Regions from separate parts of the Homo sapiens genome. Here region 1 is linked to region 2. The links are chromatin contacts, found by Hi-C or POLR2A ChIA-PET in ENCODE. All regions are on one chromosome and are shown on one strand. The core of a region is the stretch at or near the end of the contact, and the rest is flanking DNA. Distances in the headings are between cores, read along the strand shown. Region 1 holds the start of ACO2 (aconitase 2). Region 2 holds the start of RPL3 (ribosomal protein L3).

Region 1 (4,324 bases), core at 1,230-3,729, 2.1 Mb before region 2:
ACAGTGGAAGCTCCACGAGAACAGGGACTGTCTTTGCTTACCACGGTATCCAGAACAAGCATTGGGCGCTCAGTAAATATATGGTGAATGAGGTAGGAATGAATTGACTACAGGCATAGGGTTTTGCATACATGACTATTAAGGTAGTAACCATCACTTCTCAAATGTATCTAAGCACAAAAGGGGTAAATATACAAGCTTCTCAGAGAAACCGTGTTAGTTGGTTATTTGAGACAGCCTGGTTATTGGGAGGCAGTGTGCAAACTGCATAATATTGTTCATTCATCTTAGCTGAAGGAACAAACAAGGAGACCAGGATTTTAATCCTGACTCTGCTACTGGAAGTCACCCAGGCTCTCAAGGTCTTAGATTTTTCCACCTGTATAAGAGGTTAGTCTACGTGATGGTTGTAAACTCATTCTACTTGCTCATCACTTTCTAACATCCACTTGCTGAATATACATTTGTTCAATGAAGATCATCTCCAATGGACAATGGATTCAGGAAGTAACTTACTCAAGGTCACAGGATCAGGAAAGAGAGCCCAGATCTCCTTCTACACCAGTCTAATACTCATACTTTCCAAGATCCTTTTCGGTTCAAAATGGTGTGATACTATTCTTCTCTTCCAAGTTCAAGAACTCTATAATCATTTATCTTATCAAATAATCTTGCCTGACTCCCTTAAATCATGAGACAGGAAGAAACAACTATTTCCACATCATTAACCTAGAGAATCAAAAGACGTGAAGAGGCCAGGTGTGGTGGCTCACACCTGTAATCCCAGGACTTTGGGAGGCCAAGGCAGGCCGATTACTTGAGGTCAGGAGTTTGTGACCAGCCTGGTCAACAGGGTGAAACCCCGTCTCTACTAAAAATACAAAAATTAGCCAAGCATGGTGGTGCACACCTGTAATCCCAGCTACTCGGGAAGCTGAGGGCAGGAGAGTCACTTGAACCCAGGAGGCAGAGTTGCAGTCAGCCAAGATTGCGCCATTGCACTCCAGCCTGGGTGACAGAGCAAGACTGTCTCAAAAAAAAAAAAAAAAAAAAAAAAAAAAAAAAAAGATGTAAAGAGATAATTAGGTGCAAATCCTTTCCCTTAGCCCGGAATTGAGATCAGAAATATTTTCTTTCAGATAAATGATGATTTTACTTTAAACCATATGGTTTCAATTTAAGCAATGTGATGAAAAATAAGTTCAAGTTTAAATTTAAGCAATGTGATGAAAAATAAGTTCAAGTACCACAAGCTTCCTGAGAGTACAACGCATAACAACTCGTAAAATTCTATTATCAAAGTTGCGCCACTTGATCCAAAAGGAATTCACAAAGTTAAATGTGAAAGGTTGACAGAGAATGTCTACAGATGCTTGCTTGATTTTTATTAACAAAGTACACATTTGACATTGAACCTCTGAGTATAACACCTTCCCAGGGCTGTCAAGTTAGAAGTGAAAAAATCATCTGGCAGTCAGTCAGCTTTCTAGATAGCTCCTAACAGGGGAGTCAAGGTCAAACTGGAGTCTCCTTATCCTCCCATATTTGACAAGCAACTTATTGTGAGGCTCAAAATATTCGTACTGCATTCTGACAAACAGAAATAATTGCACCGTGGTTCATAAAGTTCTGTGAGGGCAGGCTGACATAAACAAGAACTGAGTGGTGGTAGGGCCCATGCTTCTGCCACAGCACTTCGGTGACACTCTTGAGAATCAGAACTTTCACCTACTTTCTACCAGCTTTATCATCTATCAAATGAGAAAAACCACCTCATTCCTACGATTACAGGAATCAAATAATATTATGAAGAATTAAAACAGGCCTCAAATCTTGTGCAAAGGTGAGAGACTATTATTATATTATTTACTACGTATGGGCCCAGAAGACCGCCCCCCTCCCCGACATTCCACGTTCCGCAGGGTCCTCAAAAGGTGGTACAGGGTCCTAGTTTCTTCTCCAGACTCCAGGCCTGGCAACCGTAGATGCTGTCATGCCTCTGTTGCTAAGAGATGGGAAGTGAGGCCTCAGGAACTGGGCCTAGAAGACTCAACAACGACCGCGCCCCCTAGTCACCTTGTCCTCACCTTGAGGAATGGAAACACACCCCACGGGAGCAGGCAATGCTGTCCTCAAAAAGAAGAAAGAGGTGCCTCCGCTCTTCACCCGGCCGCCGCTGCTTGGGCCCACGCTTCTTGCGAGGCAGGGACAGGGCCAGGAAAGCTGACTGTGCCGGGGACGCCTTGACCTAGGGCACCAGAGAAGCGGGCACGGGTGCCGGGCCCACAACCGGGACAGGTACACGAGAAGTTGGCCCCAGGTTGGGCCCGCCTCGCCCTGCCTCGCCCACAGCCGCCGGCACAGTAGGAGGCACCCCGCCCCCGTGAACCCAGAGGTCCCTGAGCTCGCTCACCTGCAGCCGAGTCACCAGTAGGCTGTAGGGCGCCATTTTGTGCACTGACAAAGATGAGGTCGCATTAAAGTGACGTCCCACACGGCGCCTTTAAAGCCTTTGGGCAGGGGCGTGCCCGGAAGAGTGGGGCGTCACGGTGAAGGCGAGGCCTCCCTAGAGGCGCCAGAACCCTGTGAACGCAATGGGCGGAGCTCACGTGCAACGAACAGACACGCAAGAGGAAATCGGACTGCCCAAAGACACTTGCAGAAATAGATACCAAGCACAAAGATGTTTTACCCAAGAACAAATTTTAGTTATCTCCGCCATCCAAATCTGGGAGAGTTTTTAAGAGTTTCATGCACCTGCCAGGACCTGGCCGCCCAGCAGCGACAAAAACTCGCGCGAGAGCAAGACGGGCCTGGTGCAAGGATTGTAAACTGACGGAAGCTTAGAGAACCAATCACAGCGACGTGGAGGCAGGAACAATGGGGGTTAAAGGTCGGACGGAAGTTCCCGAAGCTTCCGGTGGCCGGCTTAGTTAGGAGCTATGGCTAAACATCATCCTGATTTGATCTTTTGCCGCAAGCAGGCTGGTGTTGGTGAGACTGCGCCCTACCCCTGGCTGTCTGGGCAGGGGTGGTATTAGGAGCTGGGGGGTCGGGGGTTCCCGTCTCTTCCTTAGGGGCTTGCCTCGCAGGCGCCACGTTTCCCGCCTCTCAGGCGCGGGGTGTTGTAGGAGCGCGCAGGTTTGTGGCCTCTGATGAGAAGAGGGCGGGGGTGCGCGTGCTGGGAGCCCCAGGCAGGTATCGGGGGGTGGGGTCTGAACCAGGTCCAGAGAAACTCTGAGCTTGCCCAGGGCGTTGGAGGAGATTCAGGAGGGTGCTTGGATGTAGGTTTGGTTCATATGGAAATTTGTAATGATAAAATGGCTATCCGCAGGTCTCACTCACTGCAGTCCTTACTCATGTCCCTACCCCCAGCTCGAGGATGTACTTCTCCTCTTTCTCAAAACCTTTATTCTAATTGTACTTTTTACCATCTTTCATCTTGCAGCCATCGGAAGACTGTGTGAAAAATGTGAGTGGAACACACCGTCCCAACAACCCACCCTTCCCACTCCCAGTTTTCTGTGGAACCAGCAAAAGTGCCACAAAGAGGGCTTTGAGTAGATGTGCCTGGAAGTATGTGAACACTGAATGCTGCACTTTAGCCAAAGGCCCCTCTAACTCCCCACTGCCGCTTGCACATTTAACGCTGTATCTCTCTAGTTTTCAACGGGAAGAATCGCCAGAGTAGCATGACCCCTCCCCAACACACAGCACTTTGCCAGCAATTATACAGGCTTATCATCTCCGAGGTGCTTTTCTAAGCTCTTCACATATGTTAATTGGTAAACTTTTGTATGTGTTGAGGGGCTTGAGATGGACACTGGGGAAACCAAGTTTTGTGATGCCAAGAGGAGGGCCCTAAAGTCACTGTCAAAAGGAGACTAGTGTATTTCCCAGGAGACTAGTATATTTCCCCATGGCAGGAGATAGCAGAGGACTGAAGAACTTGTGAGCATGACTCCATTCTCTTCCTTACAGGTGATGGCAAGTGTGTGATTTGTGACTCCTATGTGCGTCCCTGCACTCTGGTGCGCATATGTGATGAGTGTAACTATGGATCTTACCAGGGGCGCTGTGTGATCTGTGGAGGACCTGGGGTCTCTGATGCCTATTATTGTAAGGAGTGCACCATCCAGGAGAAGGACGTAAGTGTACAGCTTTCCATCTGACCTTTCCTCCTTTTGTTTAGTAACACTTTGCCATCCACTGCAATCTCCTATGGTCTATGGAGATTACTGTGTTCATCTAGTCATCTAGGTTATAATTTCTTCAAGTTCTGTGAGTCAAACTGGGTGTAGTCCAATAAAAGGCAGTTATTTTG
Region 2 (4,232 bases), core at 1,343-3,842:
GGAGGCAGAGCTTGCAGTGAGCCGAGATAGTGCCACTGTGCGCCACTGCACTCCAGCCTGGGCGATAGAGCCAGACTCCGTATCGGAAAAAAAAAAGGGCGGGGGGCAATATGGGTAGGTTATAATCCTTTGTCTGCATCCTGAAATTTTTTTTTTTTTTTTTTTTTGAGATGGAGTTTTGCTTTTCTCACCCAGGCTGGAGTGCAATGGTGCAATCTTGGCTTACTGCAACCTCCATCTCCCAGGTTCAAGCAATTCTCTTGCCTCAGCCTCCCAAGTAGCTGCGATTACAGGCGCCCACCACCACCCCTGGCTAATTTTTGTATTTTTAGTAGAGACGGGGTTTCACCATGTTGGCCAGGCTGGTCTCGAACTCCTGATCTCAGGTGAACCACCCACCTTGGCCTCCCAAAGTGCTGGGATTACAGGCATGAGCCACCACGCCTGGTCTTGTTTTTTTTTTTTTTTTTTTTTTGAGACAGAATCCTGATTGGTCACCCAGGCTGGAGCACAATGGCACGATCTCGGCTCACTGCAACCTCTGCCTCCCGGATTCAAGCAATTCTCCTCCCTCGGCCTCCGGGGTAGCTGGGACTACAGGCGTGCACAACAACTGCTAATTTTTGTATTTTTAGGAGAAACGGGGTTTCACTGTGTTGGCCAGGCTGGTCTCAAGTTCCTGACCTCCAGTGATCCACCCTCCTCAGCCTCCCATAAGTGATGGGATTACAGGTGTGAGCCACCGTGCCTGGCCTGTATCCTGAAATTTTAAAAACCTTCTTAAATTATTTGGCAGCAAAAAGTAAACTGATGCATTTTTTGAGCAGCAAAGTCAGCCTTGAACTGATGTGAGTCTATTTATATTTGTCCCACTCCATGTGAATATTCATGTTTCCTTACGGAATATTGTTTTTCTTTAAAAAGTGCTGTATTACATAATATACAGTATGTGCACCATATTACCTTTCTAAAAATCAAAAAATGCTCAATTTTGAAACATATGTGGCCCCCAGGATTTCTAATAATGGATTGAAGATCTATCACTTATGTCCTTCGGGAATGGTGTGAGGATTGAGATAATTTTTTTTTTTTTGAGCTGGATTGCACTGGCGCAATCTCAGCTCACTGCAAACTCCGTCTCCCGGGTTCAAACGATTCTCCCGCCTCAGCCTCCCAAGTAGCTGGGATTACAGACGCACACCATCGTGCCCCGCTAATTTTTGTATTTTTAATAGAGACGGGGTTTCGCCATGTTGCCCAGGCTGGTTTCGAACTCCTGACCTCAGGTGATCCGCCCGCCTCGGTCTCCCAAAGTGTTGGGATTACAGGCGTGAGCCACCGCGCCTGGCCGAGAGAATGCTTTTCAAACGACGGTGGGAGCAAAGGCCAGGCCCAGAATTAAAGAAGATGACAGGGTGGGACAGAGGAAGCAGGTGATATGAGAGCGTGTGCTCTGGCGCAGCCATGAGGCTGAAGTAGACGGTTAGGGGAGCGTCTTTGGTGGCCGCTGAAGTTGATGCTTAATTCCGAGGAAACAACGAGGCGGCCATGGAAAGTAACGAGATACTTGATTCTTAGAAAGATTTGTAGGGGGCCAGGCGCGGTGGCTCACACCTGTAATCCCAGCACTTTGGGAGGCCGAGGCGGGCGGATCACGAGATCAGGAGTTCAAGACCAGCCTGGCCAACATGGTGAAACACCGTCTCCACTAAAAATACAAAAAAAAAAAAAAAAAAAATTAGCCAGGCATGGTGGCGCATTCCTGTAATCCCAGCTACTCGGGAGGCTGAGGCAGGAGAACTGCTTGAACTGGGAACCGGTAGGCGGAGCTTGCAGTGAGCTGAGATCGCGCCACTGCGACAGAGCGAGACTCCGTCTCAAAAAAGAGATTTGTAAGGGACCAGCCTGGAAGCAGGGAATCGGTCAGGATCCGAGTCACCCTGGAGCCTAGGCAGAGATCAGCGAAAGCCCTCGCTGATGCATAGGTCTGGAAGGCGTGGGGCTCCGGGAGGCTGAGCAGCTGGACTCGGCATGACCAGAGGTCGTGAGGCCGTTCCGCAGGCTTGGGACGCTCCTGACCCTCAGAATCAAGCGCGGGCCACTGCATTAGCATGGGAGAAATGGCAGAGATAGGGCTTGAGGGAGGGATGCCCGAGATTAAAGGTATTAAAGGTAAATTGGTGTCGCCGCAAAACCAGCGTGGGAGCCAGGAAACGAGAGTTTCAGTCTTTCTTCGCTAATTCCAGAGATAGCTGCATATCACAGGAGGAGAAGCGACGCAGCCATTTTTCTTCGTTATTATCAAATTTGGCTGCTGCCGGACGCCGTAGATTTGTGGCTCACCCACCCTTAGCCCACCTCTCCGCGGCTTTTCACTAAGTTTGAACCCGACCCCTCGCCGTAGAGTGTGTAATTTCTGTCTCCGAAGCTGACGTCAACTTCTGAACGAAAGCTAGGAGCGGAAGAGCGTGCGTGGAAATGGCGCTCGGTACGTGCCCCCGACCTGTCGTCTGCCGCGGGGGCGCGCTCGCACGCCGGAAGGGGCGGGGCCAGATTTGGCTTTATATAGCGGACCCGTAAGGCCGACCGGCCTCTACCGGCGGGATTTGATGGCGTGATGGTATGTGTTGTAATGGCGGCCGTTTCATTGTCACCGGCGTCGGCACGGCTGAATCCGCGACGCATCGCCGCCATCCCGTCTTGGCCGGCGCCGGGGGTTTGCTTTAGGGGCACGGGCGACCCAGCGGGGACTTCAGTCTGGCCTATTTTCTGGAAAGTCGAGAGGCTTGTGAAGAGCGCTTGGAGGACTGGCTTTGGGCCTGCAGGTCGGCCAGAGAGAGGCCGTAAGGGTGGGAGCAGGCTTGGAGGCCCGGCGTTTTTAAAGCCATGAGTCATTTCTAAGTTTCGACCTCACCAATTCTATCATTAGTTGGGATTAGGGCCCATAACCTGCTTGTCTGGGTAGAAGGACCTTGGGTGGAGGTTCTCGGCGCCGTTCTCATTGGGAGGTAAAGAAGCTTGGGGGAGGGGAGTGTTGTGGAGTCCTCCTGAATATCTGGGGCCGCTGGTGCACTCCGAAGGCCTCTGGAGCTCGCAGAAACCACAGATGATGAACTTATTGACGGGCGGACAGAAACTGTGTGCTGATTGTCACGTTCTGATTTGGCTCTGCGGAGTTCTTTGGCCTGTGTGTATCAGTGTAATTAGTGTCCGGGCACCGGAGGCAGCCTATAGCTTAACATTGCTAGCTGCTACCCAGCGTTTGTCCCGGGAGTCCCTTTCTTTAGCGGTCAAAACCTTGCTAATTGGCATATAAAGCTGCCTGTTAAGCAGTTTTTAGTGCCACTACTTAGTGTATTTTTGTGTGGTTAGATAAAAAAAATGGGTCGTTTTCTTACAGGTTGAGAGGATTTGAAATAAGATTCAGCTTAAATTTTGTCGAATACAAAAGCATTCTTGACACGTGCGAGCCTGGAAGAGATAATGACCTTTTTATTCGGCTTGCTGGGTGTCTGGTCAGGATTCTTCAGTATTGCTGAGATTTGGAACTTAAGCAGCTGGGAACTAGAGAAGGGGGCACTGCTTTGGTTTGGGTGCTGACGGTGATTTTTTTCCCACCTAGTCTCACAGAAAGTTCTCCGCTCCCAGACATGGGTCCCTCGGCTTCCTGCCTCGGAAGCGCAGCAGCAGGCATCGTGGGAAGGTGAAGAGCTTCCCTAAGGATGACCCGTCCAAGCCGGTCCACCTCACAGCCTTCCTGGGATACAAGGCTGGCATGACTCACATCGTGCGGGAAGTCGACAGGCCGGGATCCAGTATGTACAGACATCCTAAAAGTTGGGGGAATAGGAGTGGAGGGGGAGGGAAATTGTAGAGATGGAGTCAAGCTGTTAGCAGAGGGCAGACTTTTTTTTTTAAGCAGGAGTTACACGTTGTCAGAACTGCTGCGACAGCAGAATGGGAATGCTTAACTTGAAAACTAATATTCCAAGGCTACAGATGGTCAGCACTGTTTGCTTTAGGTGCGGTGTGGGGTATTGATTTCAGAGCATAGTAAATTTGCCAGGAACCTTAGCAAAGAGAAGTTAACACTAGTGTGGGGGGTTGGAGCTGCTGAGGCTGGCATAAGAACTGCCTCATTCATGTTTTTTTCACCTGAAAGCTTGAATAATGGCCACTTACCTGTGTGTGTTCTACTTAGAGATGTCTAACAGCACTGGTTGCTGAGCCAT

What was found. A loop is a pair of places that touch in the nucleus more often than their neighbours do. ChIA-PET counts read pairs that join two places held with the same protein, here RNA polymerase II (POLR2A). Pooled maps may share reads with other maps.
Region 1: a loop to region 2 is called in a pooled map, with 8 times the contacts of the local background. The contact joins the promoter of ACO2 here to the promoter of RPL3 in region 2. A Hi-C loop is called at or near these places in 2 of 50 pooled maps. POLR2A ChIA-PET finds 5 or more read pairs at or near these places in 3 of 52 experiments (HEK293, activated CD4-positive, alpha-beta T cell and activated CD8-positive, alpha-beta memory T cell).

The regions. Positions count from the first base shown.
Region 1 is chr22:41,467,272-41,471,595 of GRCh38, reverse strand. It overlaps ACO2 (aconitase 2), which reads right to left and starts at 2,479. Exons shown (of 18, transcript NM_001098.3): 1 at 2,414-2,479. The coding sequence starts at 2,449. PHF5A (PHD finger protein 5A) reads left to right here and starts at 2,904. Exons shown (of 4, transcript NM_032758.4): 1 at 2,904-2,994; 2 at 3,449-3,472; 3 at 3,982-4,148. The coding sequence starts at 2,943. RefSeq lists enhancers at 1,812-2,373, 2,374-2,935, 2,505-3,174.
Region 2 is chr22:39,317,983-39,322,214 of GRCh38, reverse strand. It overlaps RPL3 (ribosomal protein L3), which reads left to right and starts at 2,592. Exons shown (of 10, transcript NM_000967.4): 1 at 2,592-2,620; 2 at 3,623-3,815. The coding sequence starts at 2,618. It overlaps SNORD43 (small nucleolar RNA, C/D box 43), which reads left to right and starts at 3,102; the gene lies at 3,102-3,163. RefSeq lists enhancers at 935-1,823, 1,988-2,407, 1,824-2,713, 2,798-2,847, 2,714-3,603.